Regions from separate parts of the Homo sapiens genome. Here region 1 is linked to region 2. The links are chromatin contacts, found by Hi-C or POLR2A ChIA-PET in ENCODE. All regions are on one chromosome and are shown on one strand. Each heading gives the region's core, a stretch centred on a gene start or an enhancer-like site at or near the end of the contact. The rest is flanking DNA. Distances are from core to core; before and after follow the strand shown. Region 1 has its middle 170 kb from the start of ARHGAP21. Region 2 holds the start of KIAA1217.

Evidence for each region. Hi-C counts contacts between places; a loop is a spot of excess contacts on that map. ChIA-PET counts read pairs that join two places held with the same protein, here RNA polymerase II (POLR2A). Pooled maps may share reads with other maps.
Region 1: a map of Caco-2 shows a loop between it and region 2 (3-fold over the local background). The contact joins the enhancer-like site here to the promoter of KIAA1217 in region 2. A Hi-C loop is called at or near these places in 4 of 168 maps with a recorded cell type or tissue (Caco-2, Calu3, HepG2 and 1 more), 1 of 37 single-sample maps with no recorded cell type and 11 of 50 pooled maps. POLR2A ChIA-PET finds 5 or more read pairs at or near these places in 1 of 52 experiments (Caco-2).

What each region holds. Positions count from the first base shown.
Region 1 is chr10:24,549,628-24,554,698 of GRCh38, forward strand. No RefSeq gene overlaps it. Among named protein-coding and RNA genes, the nearest start is that of ARHGAP21, 170 kb to the right of the region's middle. Within about 2 kb of position 2,409, at least 2 of the 41 ENCODE cell types and tissues checked have a DNase peak (open chromatin) inside an H3K27ac peak, as active enhancers do.
Region 2 is chr10:24,206,575-24,211,141 of GRCh38, forward strand. It overlaps KIAA1217, which reads left to right and starts at 2,564. Exons shown (of 21, transcript NM_019590.5): 1 at 2,564-2,689. The coding sequence starts at 2,620. RefSeq lists enhancers at 2,750-3,949, 3,323-3,382 and a silencer at 2,983-3,032.

The sequences.
Region 1 (5,071 bases), core at 1,159-3,658, 340 kb after region 2:
CTGTCACTGCCTCCAGACCTCTCATGAAGGCCCCGCCACCACCCTCCCTGGAATCTGTAAGTAAGATATTTCCTCTGTTTGGTGCATTTTTGGTTTCGCCTCCTCACTTGTGCCTTAGCTGACCAACACACCCAAACCTAACTGCACCCCACCCCATCAGGGCTTCCCTAAAGAGGGGCTATCTCGGCTTATGGCCACTCTCGACAGGGAAACCTCAAGACCAAGTTAGAAACTGTAACAATAAAAACTCACGATAGCACCTCGGTTCTTTGAATATCTACAGTGAATGATGTTGGGCAGGATGAGCTCAGCTCTTGGGTTTTCAGATTTTGCTAAACTACACTTAACAGACACTCAGTTAAGACAGTCTCTCTCTCTTTTTTTTTCTTTGAAGAGACAAGGTCTTGCTCTGTCCCCGCAAGCTGGAGTGCAGTGGTACAGTCATACCTCGCTGCAGCCTCAAACTTCGGGGCTCAAGTGATTCCCTTGCCTCGGCCTCTGGAGTAGCTGGGATTATAAGCATGCACCACCACACCTGCCTGTCTTTTAAGTTCACCATTCAGTTATTCACTGTATCTAAAAAGATTCTTAGAAATAAACCATGTGGCTTCTCAGGTTTATTCAACGATCAGTCCATCCAGCCCTCACTGAGCATCTTCTGCACGTAGCATGGGATGAGGAAGGCATCTGGCCCACGGCATCAGTGCTGCTTTCTGGTTGTGCCACCTTGGGTGTGTTTTGGCTTCTTCACCTGTTCATGGAGAATAATAGCACCTACTAAAAAGGATCATTGGGAGGATTAAATACGATGTATACAAAATTCTGAAGACAGAGTCAAACATACGGAGCACTCAAAAGTTAATGAGGGCCGGGCGCAGTGGCTCACGCCTATAATCCCAGCACTTTGGGAGGCCAAGGCGGGTGGATCACCTGAGGTCAGGAGTTCAAGACTAGCCTGGCCAACATGGTGAAACCCCTTCTCTATTAAAATACAAAAAAATTAACTGAGCTTGGTGGCACACATCTGTATTCCCAGCTATTCAGGAGGCTGAGGCAGGAGAATCGCTTGAACCCGGGAGGCTGAGGTTACAGTGAGCCGAGGTTGTGCCACTGCACTCCAGCCTCGGCAAGAAGTAAGACTTTGTCTAAAAAACAAAAAAAGTTAATGATGATGATTATTACTGCTGCGGTGACAGCTGGAACCAGTTCTGCCCTTGAGAGGCATCAGTCTAGTTGGGGAAAGCGTGGCACACATACCGGGGAGATCAAGTCACAGTTGATGCAGGTGGGGGAGTGCGAGCAGTCCTGGCAGTTGGCTACAGGAGTGCAGAGCAACGGGCTTGTCTGGTGCTTCACAGAAGTGGTGGCACCTGGCACTGACAGGTATAATACAGAACTTATAATAGCGTTACAGCATTTTTAAAGAAGCTGGTTTTCTTTTAATGCTACTTGTGACTGGATTTTTTTCCAAAGTAAAATAGACATTTACACAGATGGAGAAAAGCCAAGGCCCTGGGAATCATGGCTCAGAATTATGGTTCTTTTGTGAAGTCACATGTGCAGGCTTGGGAGAAGGTGCTCCCAGGTCACCCCAACCCATATTCCTCAGATGATGCTCATTCCTGGGCTTGAGTGCAAGGGGCCAGACCCATGGGGTAAGAGGGACACATCCACTGGGTGCTGAGAGCAGGTCTGGCCACTCCCCTCCCCGCAGGCCACATTTAAAACATAAACCTGGGCCTCTTCCTGAATGCCCCACCTTGTAATTCTAGCTAAGGTCCTCCCCACCTCCAAGGCTCAGTAAATGCAAAGGCATTTCAGAGCAAGCAGGAAATTTTTTGGAGGAAGTAGAGGAATGACAGCTGCTTCAACTGAAAATTCAAAAGGTAATTTTGCAAAAGAGGCCAGCTGACGTTGTCCAGGAAAACATAGCCCTGGCATCGGGCAACCACTCATTCTTTGATCTATGCTCCTAAGAAGGTAATGTCCGAAAGAATAACCCGAAAAGCACCTCTGAGAAGAGAGTCCCAGGCCCTCCCAAGGTGCATGTCCATCTAGCTCCAAGTCAGGTGCCCACCTTAGAAGCAAATGTTCGCCCTGATGGAACGAGGAAGGTTAAGTTATGCTCACCACTCTCTGCCAAGAAGGCAGGAGAGCTTACAGTGCATGCCTTCGATTTGCACAAAATGCTTAATATTTTAATTGCCCAACGTATTGGGTGGTCCTTAATCCTTGTGTCTGTGAACACATCAGCAATAACTGCCATCTGTTGCCTATTATGGGCCACGTAGAATGCTAAGGTGTTTTGCATCTATTGTCTTTTAATCCTCACAAACACTGAAAAAGTTCCTGTAATTTATCCCTCCCCCACTTCACTGCAGGACACTGAGAACAGGCAAGAGGTGACAAGTGCAGTATGCACCTCTGGGCACTCGCCATCCTGCTTGCGGTGGGGGCTGCTCAGGTTGCCCCTTTGAAAGAAGGTGGCTTTAAGGGGAGGTTTTTCATTCCTGGATCAGACGAATGAGCACAATGCAGAAAATTATCCATTTGTGGGATTATTAGATTGCAAATTTTGGTTGCCTCACCTTCAAAAGATGCGTAGGTAGAGACCCCTTCCACTTAAAAGGCTAATGTTCTCATCTAGTATTATTGTTGGAAAGGCGGTGAATCTGGATTGGAACCTGGGATAGGTACTCCTCTTCCCCTAAGCCCCAAGTGGTCAACTACAACTCTAGGGCCCTGAGCTGGGACTGCAGGGAAGGCTTCACCTGCCAGAAAGACCACACCCCAGACAAGCCAAGCCAAGCCCAGCCTAGGTCCTACCCGTACCAGGCCCCACCTCCTCCTGGCCTTGCCACGCCCCTCCAGGTACTGCCTCAACCTGCCTCAGCTAAGCCACGCCCCACCTTTCTGGTCACACCCCTCGAGGCCTCACCACACCCCTCGAGGCCTCACCGCGCCCCTCCTGCTGGTGCCTTCGGGAACTTCAGCTGCTGGAGACCAGGGTAAGCGGCCCCCAAGTGCCTCCTAAAAGGGTTTTCTCGAAGTTCGGCTTCTCGGCAGGGACTTGTGAGTAGGCACCTCAGCCTCTCAGAGTGATCCTTTGAAATTCAAGGATAAGTCTCAATTCCAATGGATCCAAGCCCCCTTTTAGTTACAAATGTTTTGTACGAGATGAAATTCCTTATGACATCTCCTACCTACTCGCCTTGTTTCAAAAATAAAATACAATGTCCTAGTGGCACTATAACAAAGGTATAATTATTACCGTGCCATGCACGCACCCATCAGCAGAATTCACATTCAGAGACGAGTCGTACCGGGGACTCGAACGCTGTGAATGGCTGGTAATGTGACTTTTCCCAAATAGCGAATGACTTGGTTGAAAGCTTTGAACAAAGCAGAATACGACTCTCCCTCACTTTACACGTTCCTGAAAAATTTTATTGCACATTTTGAGGCTGCAAAAGTGTTTAAATATAAAATAAAATTGGCCTCTACACTCGGATCATTATAAGCAGGGTTTTTCCTTACGCATATGTCCAGTGGGACGTGACCAGGTCGTGCTGGGGGTGGGGGACAGTTTTTCCTGGGCAGCTGACTGTAGGACATCCCGATTCAGCATCCCTGACCCCTACACACTAAATGCCAGTTTTGCCTCTAACATTGGGACAACCAGAAAACTCTCCACAAATACCCAAAACTGCCTTTCAAGGGCGGCATTGCTGTGACTCAGAACCACTGGCACAGAGTAATGAACAGGGGCCTCATTGTTGAGTCGGGACAAACCCTGAGGGCATAAGGACCCAACAGGGAATCTTCAAAGTACCCAGCCCAGTGACCCCTCCCTGTGTAAGAACAGCCCTTAGGTACACATGGAGAGCCGGGGGTGCCTCAGTGACCTGCCACTCCCGGGGGATTTTCAGGAAGCCCATACTGGTATTAGCATTTCTGTTCTTTTCCTTCATGCCTGGAAGACCAAATGGTTAACCAGGAAAGGGCCAGGCGAGGTGGCTCACGCTTGTAATCCCAGCACTTTGGGCGGCTGAGGCAGGTGGATCGCCTGAGGTCAGGAGTTCGAGACCAGGCTGCCCAACATGGCAAAGCCCCATCTCTACTGAAAATACAAAAATTATCTGGGTGCGGTGCTGCATTCCTGTAGTCCCAACTACTTGGGAGGCTGAGGTAGGAGACTCACTTGAACCAGGGAGGTGGGGGTTGCAGTGAGCCAAGATCATGCCACTGCATTACAGCCTGGGTGATAGAGTAAGACTCTGTCTCAATTAAAAACAAACAAAAAACAACATGAAAGGAATCCAATCTCTAAGCAATTGGCAGGAGGGAAAGAAGAGAACATCTTGGAACGATGAGTGGGAATGGATGTCTTAGGGTAGAGTGCTGGAGCCCTGGGCTTAGCAAGATGGAACTTGGTACCAGGAACTTAGAACCAGGGCCCTAGCCTGCCACAGACACCATCTCCTTTCTGACTTAAACGTGAAAACCTTGGGAACAGGTGATCAGTGGGGGACACCCCTGCAGGGGAGGAACCCAAGAAAGCTGGACCCTGTACTGGGGATAGGCTCGGCTGCTGTTCCAGCTTCTCAAACCCGTCTGCACAATGCAATCCTCGAAAAAGCTTTCAAAATGCTGCCGCCTGGGCCCTGCCCACAGATTCTCATTCAAGTGCTCAGAGGTGCTGCCTCAACAAACGGAGGCTTTTAAAATACCCCCAGGTGATTCTCATGGGAAGCCAAGGCTGAGAACCACAGTGTCAATCTAGAAAGGTGGAGGCCCAGGCGTAGTGAGAAGGTGCTGTTCCTTAAAAATAAAGGTGACTGTTACCAACCACAGGAGATCCGCGCCTGAAAAAGTACAGCTCAGCCACCACTTCTGGATTTTTTTGAAAACTTTCCAACTGTTTTTAAAATAAATAGTTGAAATGTATGGACTTAATTTTTGTCCTCTAGGTAGTGTCAGTTGGGGCATTTTAGAGTCTGGCTTTGCGTTTTGATACTTCCAAACTGCAGGGACCTTCCAGTGTTGGCTAAGTCTGGAGCTTGTTTTATTT
Region 2 (4,567 bases), core at 1,314-3,813:
CAGTTCCTCTTCTTAAGGAGGAACAAAAGGCCAGTAAGTAATCCAATAGAAGCTTTTCCCTATAGAATGGTCAGAAAGTTTGATCATTCAAAAGAACATTATTTTACCATAAATACATGTCTAGGTTTCATGATCCTTAATGATTCATGTTAATTCTCTTCCCCCAATGCCTTTTTCTGTTGTGCATATCACAGAGTTTTGTTTCCTGGAATATCAGCAGAGAGGGCAGTGGGCTTGGCCCGTATGGGGGAGGGGAGGGTCCTAGCAGCTGGAAAGCAAGGTCGGCTGACCAAGGGGGTTCCTTGGGCTGCCTGGAAAATGGTAGTTCAGACCTGGTGGGAGACATTTCCCTATTTTTGTCCATCTAGGGGTCAACAGAGGCCTGAAAGACTGCTCTGACACCTTCCAAACAGCCCCCAGGAAATCTTAATCAGCATCTGCCAATGGATCTTTTCTGCCTGGGTTGAGCTAGCCAGGAGGGCCCTGGGGCAGGGTGCTGTTTGTGGCTGCCAACGGCTGTGGCAGCCCTCTGCTGCCTCCTTCATCCTGGGGTTTTTGCCTTTGTGCTACACCAAATGACAGGTAGGAGCTGTTAAGCACGGGCTCTCTGGACACCAGAGCAAGGGGATTGGGGTCACAACCAAAGGCTGCGGGACATCTGATTTGGGCTGCTGCATCTCCTGCTACAGTGTTTCTCTCTCTCTCTCTCACACACACACACACACACACACACACACACACATACTTTTCTCCCACCCTCCTCCCCACTCTTCCTAGCATTAATACTTTAAAGACAAATACACAACAGTATACAAGAATCAGGATGATCTGGACCTGAAAGGCTGAACACAGCAGGGCCCTCCTTCATGAACATTTTGCACCTAAGGAAATAATAAGGTTAAAACTAGATTCATCTGGCCTTTGCCCAGGGGCCACCAGGACAGAAACTGTGTAAGATTAGTTCCTCCTTAAAGCAAGATTGCCAGGTAATTCTGTTGCAAAGTCATAGAGACCTTAAGTTATCTGCCCTGCAAATCCCACTGCCTCTATTCAGGCTGCCGAGGCACTGCTTTAATTTTTTGAAAGATTCACCGCGTCTTCTTGGATTTCAAGAAAAATCCCGTTAAGAATTGAGGGGCTCTCTTCTTCCCCTCCTGACGTGAGTGTAACTCACTTCCTGGTATGTCTCCTTTCCTTTTGGCCTACATCCTTTGTCTGTTAGGTGCTTCCACATCCTTATGTCTTAAATGGCCAAAATACGTCACCCCCACTGCCAAAACACACAGGTCACTCGAGGTCACAATCTGGAACATAGGCTGGCCATTGTTCAGCACACATTCTTGATCTAAATCAATCTCAAACCTTGCTGGAATGCCCTGTAAACTGGGGCAAAGTATGGTCACCAGACTAACCATTGTCCTTTTTTACCCCTCCTGTGACGGGGCTACTACAGGTTACAAAATCGCGCTCTTCCTCCTAGCTACTGTGTTACTCTGAGATATCTGACATCGCAGAGCTAATGTTGCCTAAATTATTTTCCCATCCTCTTTTTTTTTTTTTTTTCGGACATCATGCCTCCTATTTTCACTCTCTGGGAACTCTGCCAGTTTTTCAAGGACTGGGTAAAGAACAAAATAAATATTTGTAGGTGGTTTAAAAGGAGAAGTATGTTGGTTGTAACTCTGCCTGTCCAAAGAAATGCATTTTCACTGTCTTTCAGATTTTTGGAGTCGTTAACTGGGAGAGCTTCAGAAGATTGACTTTACTAGTTTACCTTTCAGATTTGTGATTAAGGGCTGGGTGTGTGTGTGTGTGTGTGTGTGTGTGTAAGTGTGTTGGGGGAGGGAGGAGTCTGAGAAAGTGAGCAAGTACGTAGAAACTTTTTTTTAAAAAGTCCAGATTAAGTGATTGAAATCGACTGTGTGCAAATGACGCTATACCTCTTCATAGATGTTAATCGGGCCCTAAAAAGTTAGTGCCGGAAAGTGCTTACTTACAACACTCAGCATATACTCTTTCTTTCAAATTGTTTGGGATTTTTTTTTAAGGGAGTTCACTGAAATTTGGGAGGTTCAACAGGTTGCTGTTTTTTAATATGTGGATCACCCGATTTGGGAGGCTCACTCTGCCTCTGAGATTAAAGAGATGAGGGCACTGGCTCCCAGCGAAGGCTCTCGGCCTTAATCATGTGTGAAATGTTTTCCTTCCTCGGCTGCAGAGCCTCGGTGGTTTGCAGCAGTGGAACCAGGCAGGCCCAGTTGTGGGTAGGAGAGGCCGTCACCTGTTGAGGCCTCCCCCCCACACCCCCGCATCGCCCTGCCCTGGCAGAGCCCAGCCCCCAGTCCCCGGAGAGCGCGCCTGAGGACGGACGGACGGACGGACGGACAGACCTAGGGACGGAGGGCCAGGGGCAGGGGAGATCCAAGAGGCCCCGCGCTGGAATGCAGTTTTCTCGGGCGAGGGAGACTTTGCACCGGAGTGGAAAATAGTTTGGGGTGGGGTTTCGCACCGTCCCCTCCTCCCCAGCCCCGGGCCCCCTCCCAGGCGCTTTCTGGGAGCTTTTAGAACTGCGCTCTGAAGTTTCCAGAGAGCGAGGAGCTTTTGCGGCAGGCAGAGACAATGGAAGAAAATGAAAGCCAGAAATGTGAGCCGTGCCTTCCTTACTCAGCAGACAGAAGACAGATGCAGGGTAAGTAACAGACCCATTCAAAGATGGAGTTACAGGGACGCGTGCCCCTTGCCGCTTGCTGCTTTTTATAAACTGCAGCTCTGGGACCCGGCAAAGGAAAAAAAAAAAAAAGGCAATTTCTTGGGATGGTACATTTTCCAAACTGAGTAGAGCATAGAGAACTGTGATTTCTTAGGCTTGACTTTATCTCTGGCACGATTTTCTTAAGCAGCAAAAGAGGTGGTGGGGTGATGTCACATTTGTAGTGCAGTGAGCCATCAGCATGAGCTGTATCTCTAAGCAATGACAAATAAATCACTAAGCAGCTTTTAATCATTTCCCCCCGGGGCTCCAGCCACGGGAGAAAGGAGCTGTTTTTGTGAAACTGTCTCTAGGACCGCAGCTTCCATTCATTGGTTGGGGGATTCCATGTGGCAGATGCATGCTGGCTGCAAAGTTTGTGCAGAATTTTAGAGTTAAATCACAGAAACCAGGCATGTTTTATTTTACAGATCCGAGCAGCAGGGGAGGGCTTGAGCATCTGGGTGATAGATAGAACTCTGGATCTTCTTTTATGTTTTAATTCAAAACTTGGGAGTTGTTGGACAATTTTGGTAAATTTTCTCCAGGCAGTTTCCCTTTAATTGTGTTTATAATAGACTTGTCTTTTCCGTAGGGAATTTCCAGAAGCTTATGTTGTTCCAAAGAAATTTCGCACCGGGTTGGGTGGCCAGAGGAGGTCCCTGCTCTCTGGCATCTGATGCCTGTGATGCCAAGAGCTGATTCTGTGGGATCCTATAGGCAGCATGTTCATAAACCACACAGCCCTGGACCACCCGCCCCACCCTCCCTCAGGTTCATGCAGGGGCCAGTACACAACAAAAAGACGTGCGGGAGTGCAGTGCTGTGCGTGGGAGTAGGGATTATGCACAGGGGAAAAGGTGTGTGTTTTATGAAAATGTGAAAGGGAAGTAACACATGACTCATCCACGCTGAAAATGCAAAGCTAAGCCAGTCAGGAGAACTTACAATGACAAGAGATAGAAATCCCCCAGTGAAATGCAGAAAACTTGAAGTTTTGTAATGGCTGGAGAATCCCTGAGTCTGAACAGTCATCTGTCGAAGTGTCTGCCTTCGTGCTGCCAAAGCACAGCACTCTCCTTCAGGCTACCGGGGTCAGTGGCATCCAGTGGAAGATAAGGCTACCTCGTCCCCCTGACCCCCGCAACCCCCCACCCCCATTTTCTAGGACAGGATCCTACTTCAGGAATTCAACCTCTGGGCCTGTCCTGAAAGAGATGACTCAGATTCTAGAGGGGCCATTAGAAAGGGATCCATTTAAGAAATGACTTTCCAACAATCAGGGCAATTCAGAGGCTTCAGAGGCTAGGATGGTCAGCCTGAGACAGTGTGCTCCTTTGCTCACTAATTCATTCATTCAGTGAATATTGAGCATCTGTTATGTAGACGTCACTGTTTTAGCTGCCAGACATCCAGTGGTGAACAAAGCAGACTAAAAATACTTGCCTTCATTTAACTTCCAGTGTAAGGACCAAGTTTCAGGGGGTGGGGAGCTGGTAGAGACAGACAATGAACAAATAAATAAAATATATAGCATGTTAGATGGCACGGCTGCTGGATTTAGCAAATAAAAATACAGGAGGCCCAGCTAAATTTGAATTTCAGGTAAACGGTGAATTTTTTTTTTTTTAGTATAAGTATATCCCATGCCATATTTGGGATATACTTATGTTAAAAATACTTCTCCATTATTTATGTAAAGTGCACATTTAACTGAGCAGTCCTGTATCTTATCTGGCAACCCTATTTGATGGAAATAAGGTTACAGAGAAAAATAAAGCAGGAAAAGGAATAAGGAGTGAAACTGTAAATAGGATT